Regions from separate parts of the Homo sapiens genome. Here region 2 is linked to region 1. Evidence: read pairs that join two places in POLR2A ChIA-PET (ENCODE). Cell type or tissue: MCF 10A. All regions are shown on one strand.

Region 1 (5,000 bases):
GGTTTCACCATGTTGGCCAGGCTGGTCTTGAACTCCTGACCTCAGGAGATCCGCCTGCCTCAGCCTCCCAAAGTACTGGGATTACAGGTGTGGGCCACCACGCCCAGCTGCAAAGCACTTTTAATATATTGTTAATACATAAGATAGTTAAATTTTAATCTGCATTTCGAAATACATACCTTTGGTATAAAAATATAAATTATTTTTAAATTGAGAAATCAGCTTTTCTTTCCATAATCAGAGTTGATCATTTATTAAATAAGAAATTAAAGTATCTTTATTGCAGAATGTTTATAATGACAATGTCAAAAATATTTCTGCTAGCTGGGTGTGGTGGCTCACACCTGTAATCCCAGTACTTTGGGAGGCTGACACAGGTGGATCACCTAAGGTCAGGAGTTTCAAGACCAGCCTGGCCAACATGGTGAAACCCCGTCTCTACTAAAAATACAAAAATTAGCCGGGCGTGGTGGTGGATGCCTGTAATCCCAGCTATTAGGGAGACTGAGGCAGAGGAATCACTTGAACCTGGATGGTGGAAGTTGCAGTGAACCAAGATCGCGCCACTGCACTCCAGCCTGGGCAAGAGGGAGACCCCATCTTAAAAAAAAAAAAAATTCTGTTTAAAAGTCACTTCCTGCTATTGTACAAAAATTCCAAAGTCATGTCAATTCATAAGGGGCTGATAGATAATTTATTGTGCAACAGTACTATGTGCCAGCACTTTGATACCCAACCACAATTTCCTCTCACCTTCTCTCCTTCAACCACATCAAACTCTACAGTTTCTCCATCTCCTACACTGCGCAGATATTTCCGTGGGTTATTCTTCTTGATGGCAGTCTGGAAAGAGAACAGAAAATTTTATTCGATGTATATTTCAATATTGGCCACAGATTTCACTGCTTTCAAGTACACCAGAGTGAACTTGAAGAAACTGTTGACCGATTCTTATTTTTCCACCATTCTCCCACTAAGTTGGATCTCCAACACAACAACAAGAAAGCACTATAAAACTATATTCCACATTACTTCCTTGATTTGTGCTATTCATCTTGACAGGTGGATTAAACAGAACATGTTTTTTCTATAACTGCAGTGTGTGCAGTGACTACACACTACTGTTACAGGCTGATCACCTGATCATATCAGATGTATTAATTACCTCAAACCATTAAGCTTCAGAGATTCTCTGAATCTCCGGAGGAGGAAAGGAGGCAGTGATAAAGAAAAACAAATTAAAATGCCAAGGGGATAAATATTTCTGACGAGTAAACAAAATTATCTCAAGAATCAGAACGTATTAGTAATAATCTGGCCTCCCCCCTCTCCTCCCATTTTGCAGATGAGTTAACACGAGGCTAACAGTTAAAGTGATTTATCTGAAGTCACAACCGTAACAGCCCCAGGGATGATGGGGGAAGTGGAGGAGGGGGAATTCATATCCCTGTACTCTACCTATATGATATTTATTCAACTTTTCTCCCATCACACAATTCATGTCAACAAATCCTACATTCCCTGATAATACATTAAAAGGTTAGTGAAGATGCTATTCTTCATTAAACATCTACACCTAAATATCTGCTTATGAATAGGTGCTGCTCTCTCTTGTTCCATCAATGAAGGCAGAAAATAATTCCTGCCATGCATTTCCATTTCTTTGGCTGGTATCTCTAAACAGTTAAAGGGGCTTGCGTTTCTATGGAACTAGGTCAACCTTATTTTATAAAGCGATTAAGCATGTGTAATCCAGCCCGTCCCCTAACTCTGAGTAGGAGGGAAAAGAAATAGTGAGCCAACAGAGCAGAGACCTCACCCATAGAGGAAAAAAGGCAGTTCAGGACAGGCACGCAGCATGAACATTCAGCCATTCCAAAAACAGCCCCTCCCTGCCGGCTCGCTCCCTTTTTCCTGTTAAACTGGGCAAGCCTCAACACATTGAGGTGACTCACCACACAACCTCACGGGGGCTGGAATCGGGTCATATACTCACAGGCTAATAAAGCCAGCCACCAATACAGCAACTTCTGAGGACCTTGACTCTAGCAGTCTTCAGAATTCTTACCCTAAAAGGTCTATTAACCTCAAACCTCCAAGTATTATAAACAACACTATTATGACCCTAAAAGTCACTGTATCTGAACAAAATAAATCTACTCAAATTATCTAAATGCAACTGAGATATATCCAGTCAAGTAGAAATATAAACAATAGAAACCACAGCTAGATACCACTATCTCCAACTCCTACGGTCACTCCAATACACACACAAACCTAAACAGAAGGAAACAAAAACACAGAAAATCAGATGTATTCTGGATTTCTGCACTGCAAGAGAATGGGCTGGCATTAGTACCTGCTGCTCTATCTTCCTTATTGTTATACTCTGAGAACGCATATTTCAGACAATTCACTGAAAACTAAATAAACAAAAAGAACACTAAGGATAGTATTCCTTCTCTTAACCTATTTTATAAAGGAAGTCTAGGACATATTAATAACAGAATAAATAACATCCTAGGCTAATAAAGCAAAGAAAAACTGAGGCACCTATAGCAGAGAAGCTCCATATCTTACCCATTTCCTCTATTTCCTGCAAATCTAAGGGAATTTGCAGCTTTTGACCTGGACACGTCCTAACATGCCTCATTTAACAAGAGTGAGGGCTACCCTGGGAACTGGAAGTTTTCTCATCTTACTATCTGCTTCTCTGCGCTATTTACTTCAATTGAGAGCTGCTCTGACAGAGGAGCTTTAACCAATACCTACCCAGGCAGAAGCCAGATTGGCTCCAGGCAAACACTAAGGAGGAACCACATCAGGAGAACAGGATGCTAAAAGGGAAACAGACTTTTCTTTTTTTTGCTAAGGACTCAAAGGCTTTAAAAATTAGAAAGTGGTCTAACCAAATATCACTTTATACAACTGCAAAAATAAAACTATTTGAAAACAGTTAATATGATGGGGTAGAAGAACTTATTTGCCAATCTTAAAATGTGGAACTGAACTCCTGTTGCAAAATAAATCACAGAAAGAGTTTAGATTAAAATAATAATCCATAGGACTTACTTTTGGGAAAGGGCTGACAGAAGATTACACACCCTCTCCTCACATAGCAAATGTAGTATTTATAATCCCTCTTACCTGATGTACAAATACATCTTCTTTGGTGTCATTTCTGTTGAAAGACAAAAAGCTCACAATTAAAGGTAGTACGTATGTGGAAAAACTTAAAAGAACCTATGTGTTATGAATTTAACTCCCAAGTCCTCAAAACACAACATATATTTTCACTTATTTTCTACACTCAATTCAGACACCTAAAATCCTTGTTAAACATTTCTAACTCCACAGGCCACCCACCTTCCTCCTCCACATTGCCACAGTGCTTAGATCCAAGCTCACAGACTCAACATACAGAAACATCCCGTTCCTCTGTCTCTTTCTGAATCACATGGTGTGTAATCAGAGCCTCAGATTTTCCTCCCAGCAAAAGCAAAGCAAGACAGTTAAAAGGACAGGGCACAGCTGTGAACTAGGCTCTCCTTACACTGAAACTTAAAACAGCCCCCCACCCCCACCCCACCAAAGGAGACAAGAAATTGGAGGACTTTAAGAAGGGGTGGGAAAGCAAAGAAAATGCCGATATCATGTGAAAACCTCATAATACTCCCAGCATCTTGTAGTTATGTTCTCATTCCTGTACGGTTAAAAGTTACCACAGTTTACAGTTTCTACATAGGACTGGACCAGAAGTGAGTTAAAGATCCAGCTCAATGACTCACTAGTTGGGTGACCTTAGGAAAGCTGCTTAACCAGTGTAAGACTCCGTTTCTCCATCTGTGAAATTATGGATATGGTCTCATTTATCCTAAGGCCCTTCCCATTTCTGATTTTATCTCCCCCTCCTTTTCTTCCTTAATGACTAGATTTTATGAAATAAGTTATTTATTAGTGTCCTGGAAATGTATTTTAAGTAATATTTAACAACCAGTAGCTTAGAAATGAGAATATTTACAGTGCTTAGAAACCTAAAAAATTTATATAAGCCATTAATGAAGGCTAAGGGATTTATAACTCCTGGTGCCACAATGTAAGTATAAACTTAAAACATGCAAATATACACACACACATACCGATTTATAAATCCATATCCATTTCTGACGTTGAACCATTTGACAGTGCCAAGGACTTTGGTGGCTAAAATAGGATTAAGCAGATAAATTAGTATCTGACCTACAGAGAGATATAGCTCATATCACTAAGATCTTGATAACATTAGACAAAGCCTAAACATACCTAAAGAAACCATTAAAAGCTTAATTCCAAAATACTTTAGAAAAAGAAAATGGAGCAAGCCAAGATCTCATAAGGAAATACTTTTCAGAAGACTAAACCTTTCTTCCTTATTCAACTTTTCAGGAAACTCGCAAGATAAGGAGTGGTTATAAGTCTATACAATTCTGTAATCATTAAAATTGAGAAACACTGAAGGAAAAAAAGAATGTTCAAGATGAATGTTCCAAGTTTTAACCTAGACAAATTTTATAAGTTCAAAATAGGAGCTACAATAAAAGAGTGAAAGACCTTAACACATCACTTTCATACTTGGAAATATTAGGCAAACTTTAATGAGAAACAAGGTGGCTCCTTGTTAACAGGCAATCTACAAAGACGTAAAGCAACTTGTCCAGTCGCCAAGTGGGAGCTCATCAGAGGAGTCAAGAATAATTATAGAACTGCTGCTGTCTCAATCCAGTTCTGTACTTACCACTCTGAGACGTGATATAACAGGTCTTTTCAAATCACATGATGAATTTGGGCTTGTTTCTTTGTTTACCTTGCTCTCTACAGTTTTGCGAATCAAACTTAAGCATTTTTCCATAAAATCCCCCTCTTTACCATAATGGTTGTCTCTACCTCATGAGCAGGACCACTTCTCTACAATGCCTGATTTTAGCAGAATTGAGAGAAGGAATCTAAACAAAATAAAACTT
Region 2 (5,000 bases), 340 kb before region 1:
GAGGTCCCGTTCCAGCCAGTGGAAACCGGACACAGCAGTAGTGTGGACATGTCAGGTTATAAATGACCCTGTCTCCTTTGTTCGGTGTACTCTCATGGCAGAACTGCTAGTGAGTGTACCCTTTCTGCAGGAAGTAAAAAATGGCCTTACTAAATAAATTAAATTTATGTTCAAGTCCTATTTCTTTATGACACCGGGGAACAAGCATTTCAAACAATTCCATTCTAATAACCCCAAGTCTTAGCTTTTTACGGAATCAATTGTAAAGTCTAAAGTCCAAAATCTTATCTAAATATCATCAAACAAGATATGCATGAGACTCAAGATTCTATTTATTCAGAGGCAAAATTCCTTCTTAACTGTGAACCTGTGAAACCAAACAAGTTATGTGCTTCCAAAATACAATAGTGGGACAAACATAGGATGGATATTACTATTCCAAAAGGAAGAAAGAGAGGAAGAGAAACAGTCATGGGACTCAAGCAAGTACAAATCATAGCAAAGGAAACGTCCTAAGATCTTACTTAAGGCTGGAGAATAATGCCTTTAAGATAATCATGGCCCACTGGGGCAGCACCACCTCCCTGACCCCGTTGGGTGGAGGACCCATTAAAAGTGGCAGCATGACCCCCACAGGCAGGGAAGGCACTGCCCATGCTGTGTCTCTCTGCTGTGGCCCTGCCCATGAGGCAATTTCCTGTGGAGGGTGGGGTTGCACTCTCAGTGATCTGCTGGCCTTCTCTTCCTTCACTGATCCCCTGGGTGTTGGTCCTACCTTTAGAAATTAAAACAGCACCCCTCCCCCAGCCCATCCACTCTGGGCTTGTGGTGGGAGAGGCAGCCTTGGGGATATCTGAATTGCCTTTAGGATCTCTCTTCTTTTGTCTTGGAGAATCATGCATGTTTGCAGTGAAATTGTTCTATGGTTTGGTCCTGTGGAGTCTAAGAAATCTGACAGTCTTTGGTCATTTTGTCCTGTTTTTGTTTGTTTCCTTTAGTCTCAGTTGGCAGTGTTACCGCTGGTGTAATCTCTTCTCTGTTCCTGGCTTTTATTGAGATGGTTGATCATCTTTACACAGTCCTTTGCATGCAGATGTACGTATTTGGAGTTGAACAGTTTTCTATATAGCCTTTAAAGCTCGAGGCATAGAGTGCACAGTCTCCCTTCTGCATTTCAATTATTGTTAGTCTAGAGGAGAGACAATTACAAATTACATACATGATTTTATTAACGCGGGAAAATAAAAATGAATCATACCTATTGAACTTCAAATACAGGAACTTAATACCATTTTAGGAGATTATGGACCATGCCTGGTCCTAATTCATAAACAAAATATAGCCAACTCAGATAATAAAAATAAAAATTATAAATAATGCGCCACTCTTTTTATCATACATCAGAAACTAGCCAATTCTGAAGTCTAAAATCTCTTCATATGTATACCCAAGTTAAATGAAAACTTTAGAATGTTTATTTTAAAACAAATATTTAAGTGAGAAATAAATTCAGTGTTCAATTTAGAATTTGATACTGTGTTTTGTGGAAAAATAAAACATTTTCTTCAGATATATGCAATTTTACTTGGTAAGGAAATGAAAATAAAATTTCAAATCTAATACATACATACACACATTCACAAGTGTGTATAAGTGTGTGTGTGTGTGTGTGTGCATATGTTTAGGCATTCCATGTGGAGATTTCTATATCTATATATGTGTTTTACTCTGGCATCTTTAATCTTTTGGAGTTATATGATTAATAATGATACTTTGTTTTCTTTCATAAGAGATGGGAAATAGAAAGCTCAAGAAAGAGTGAGGATGTCACTTCAATGTAAAATTGACAAAAAAATAAAAAGATTATGGTCTGATGCTATCCCTATTTAAAAAGACGATGTAATGATCTCTGTTCTGTAACTGAACAATCGGCCACTGTAGGGAGAAAACTATTCTTAAAGAGTTTTTGTTTTGTTGTTTGTTTGTTTTTAGACAGAATCTTGCTCCGCTGCCAAGGCTGGAGTGCACTGGTTCAATCTCGGCTCACTGCAAACTCTGCCTCCCAAGTTCAAGTGATTCTCCTGTGTCAGTTTCGTAAGTAGCTGGGATTACAGGCATGTGCCACCACATCCGGCTAATTTTTTTATTTTTAGTAGAGATGGTGTTTCACTACGTTGCCAGGCTGGTTATAAACTCCTGACCTAAAGCAATACACCCACCTCGGCCTCCCAAAGTGCTGGGATTACAGGTGTGAGCCACTGCACCCGGCCCCAGCTGAGATTTTTTAATAACTGCTCTTACTAGGTTCAGTCTACATTAGAGTCTCGTTCTTTTTTTCTTTCTTTCCTCTCTCTCTTTTTTTTTTTTTTGACAGTGTTTTGCTCTTGTCAGCCAGGCTGGAGTGCAGTGGCGCAATCTCGGCTCACTGCAACCTCCACCTCCTGGGTTCAAGCAATTCTGCTGCCCCTCAGCCTCAGGAGTAGCTGGGGTTACAGGCACTTGCCACCACATCTGGCTAATTTTTGTATTTTTAGTAAAGATGAGCTTTCACCATGTTGGCCAAGCTGGACTTGAACTCCTGACCTCAGGTCCTCCCAAAGTGCTGGGATCACAGGCGTGAGCCACTGCACCCGGCCTCATTCTTTTTAATATCACTTTGTCCATGTGTTCCTTCGATTTCTTTCTCTGTTTTTTCATACTACTTTCATTACACTTCTGCCAGAGTACCTAACTAACTACACTGGATTATTTGTTTGTAACTACATCTCTGACTAGAGTTTGAAGCTCTAAAATGAGTTTTATTCTACTCATCTCTGTAGTTATCTCTGCATAATTCCTGGAAATTGTGCAGTAATCAACCAATATTTACTACATGCATAAACAGAAAGTTAGTATGCTAGTTGTTTTGCTTCTGAAAAAAAATTTTGTCCTTGTAGATAGGAAAATATTGAGAAACTATGATATAAACTCTTATTTTTTAGAGAATCAATGTTTTTTCTGTTAAAAAAACTCTCAAGCCATACATAAATGAGGCCATCCTGGATCAATTCTAAGGTATACTGGGGCTTCCAAATTACAAATAGATAATAAGGAAGGAAGGTAGGGAGTTCTTGCTACAATAAACACAAGGGGAAAATTGAAAATAACACATGAGAGTAAAAGGTTGTGCATTGATCATTGCCAATTAATCATTAAAGTAGCAAAGTAAATTTAAAAATCAGCGAAAAGAGCACTTTTTTAGTCATTTAATAGTAAGTCTGGCTCCAGAGCCAGAAATATATATATTTGAGTCCTCATTGCAACAATTATTCATTTTGTAACTTAAGTGAGTTATTTAACATGTTAAGATTCTGTTGTATACCATTAGAATTAGGTTAAAATAACACCTGTATACAGGATTGTTAAGTATATTTAATGAAAGGATACATTTAAGTGCTTAAATCTGTGTCTGACAGACAGGAAGCACCTAATTAACCTAATTTTAACATTGATATTGTTGTGACTTTTTATTACATTGAAGAATTGGAAATTCAAATATCTAAAGTCCCCTTGAAATAAAGAATTATAATATTTACAATCTAGAGGACTTCTGCAATATTTGTGATATTATGAGACTGAAAAAAGGAAAAGCAGTAGTGACAAAATGCTTAGGTTTCATTCCTGATCGTTGTAGCTGAATGAAGAAATTACTGAACAGTGTAGTGACAGGTCAGATCTTTCAAATGGTAGAAATGACCTTTCTTGAATACTCTAGCATTAATCTGGAGAATTACAACTATATTCATAAGATCAGTGAACATTAAGATGTTGTCACTTAGTCTGGGTGTGCTGAATTGCTCTGTGCAATCAAGTGGGTAAAAGAGCAGGCTATAAAAACTACAGACATGGGACACTTCAGAATCCAGAAAGACCAAGCTGTAGTTCACCGGACACAGAAATGGAGATAAGAGATTTGAAGAAATAAAGAAATGTAAAGATATGCAGAAGGTCACCTTTGAATATTCAGCAGAGTACTTACTAATGCATGTATGTAAAAAACTACTCCAGGATGGAGAAAGAACTGTCTGAAAAGATTTAGGGTAAACAATACTTAGTGCTAACATAGGGTCTAGTATTTTGCCTGTTTCTACCAGCCATATTACAAAACTTTGTATTTCAAAGGTTATCACATAGAATACATAGAAAACAGCAGAATAAACATTTCTGATCAAATACACCTAAAACATTTTTAAAAACACACTATAGTCTAGTCCATAACACTGATGTCAATAAATTTAAGTTTTAAATTATACAAAATAATTCGCTAATGAAAATGAAATTAAATTAGAAATCAATAATAAAAATGTCTGAAAAATTCACAAATGTTGAAAACTAAATGACACATGTAAATAATCAATGAATCAAAGAATGCAAAAGACAATTTAGAAACTATTTTTAACTGAATGGAAACAAAAAGTAGTATCTCAAAATATGACGGGATGTTGCCAAATCATCTCACATATTAATAGTATAACTTTTATTAGAAAAAAAGGTTTCAAATCAACATATCAGCTTTCAATATAAGAAACTAAAAAAGCAAATTTAACCTACTATAAGAAGACAGTAAATAATAAAGATCAAAGCAGAAATCAGTGAGAAGAAAATTTTTACCTAAATGGCAAATAAGCACACACAAAAAAATGCTACTTAACATCATTGCATTAGTAAAATGCAAGTTAAAACTACATTCATATACCAAAACACATCATTTAGTGTGTCTGAAATTTACTTATTTATTTATTTATTTATTTATGAGACAGGGTCTTGCTCTGTCACTCAGGCTGGAGTGCAGCGGCGCAATCTCGGCTCACTGCAACCTCCGTCTCCCGGGTTCAAGCCATTCCCCTGCCTCAGCCTCCCGAGTAGCTGGGATTACAGACACCTGCCACCCCGTCCAGCTAATTTTTGTATTTTTAGTAGAGACAGGGTTTCACTGCATTGGCCAGGTTGGTCTTGAACTC

What was found. ChIA-PET counts read pairs that join two places held together with the same protein. Peaks named below come from ENCODE experiments on the same cell type or tissue, not always from the same donor. Only the 100,000 strongest peaks of a DNase experiment are listed, where the experiment ranks them.
Region 2: POLR2A ChIA-PET joins it to region 1 with 5 read pairs; 2 of 35 experiments call an interaction of 5 or more read pairs at or near these places.

Annotation. Positions count from the first base shown.
Region 1 is chr12:10,714,941-10,719,940 of GRCh38, forward strand. YBX3 (Y-box binding protein 3) reads right to left here. Exons shown (of 10, transcript NM_003651.5): 2 at 4,140-4,203; 3 at 3,148-3,181; 4 at 754-843. Among named protein-coding and RNA genes, the nearest start is that of YBX3, 5.9 kb to the right of the region's middle. In MCF 10A, no CTCF peak of the experiment used is centred here; DNase peaks (open chromatin) are centred at 1,931, 2,691, 3,781 and 4,711.
Region 2 is chr12:10,372,043-10,377,042 of GRCh38, forward strand. KLRC4-KLRK1 (KLRC4-KLRK1 readthrough) reads right to left here. Exons shown (of 13, transcript NM_001199805.1): 13 at 311-1,189. The coding sequence ends at 1,072. It overlaps KLRK1 (killer cell lectin like receptor K1), which reads right to left. Exons shown (of 8, transcript NM_007360.4): 8 at 311-1,189. The coding sequence ends at 1,072. KLRK1-AS1 (KLRK1 antisense RNA 1) reads left to right here. Exons shown (of 4, transcript NR_120430.1): 2 at 1,993-2,094. Among named protein-coding and RNA genes, the nearest start is that of KLRK1-AS1, 11 kb to the left of the region's middle. RefSeq lists a silencer at 155-355. In MCF 10A, no CTCF peak of the experiment used is centred here; a DNase peak (open chromatin) is centred at 2,119.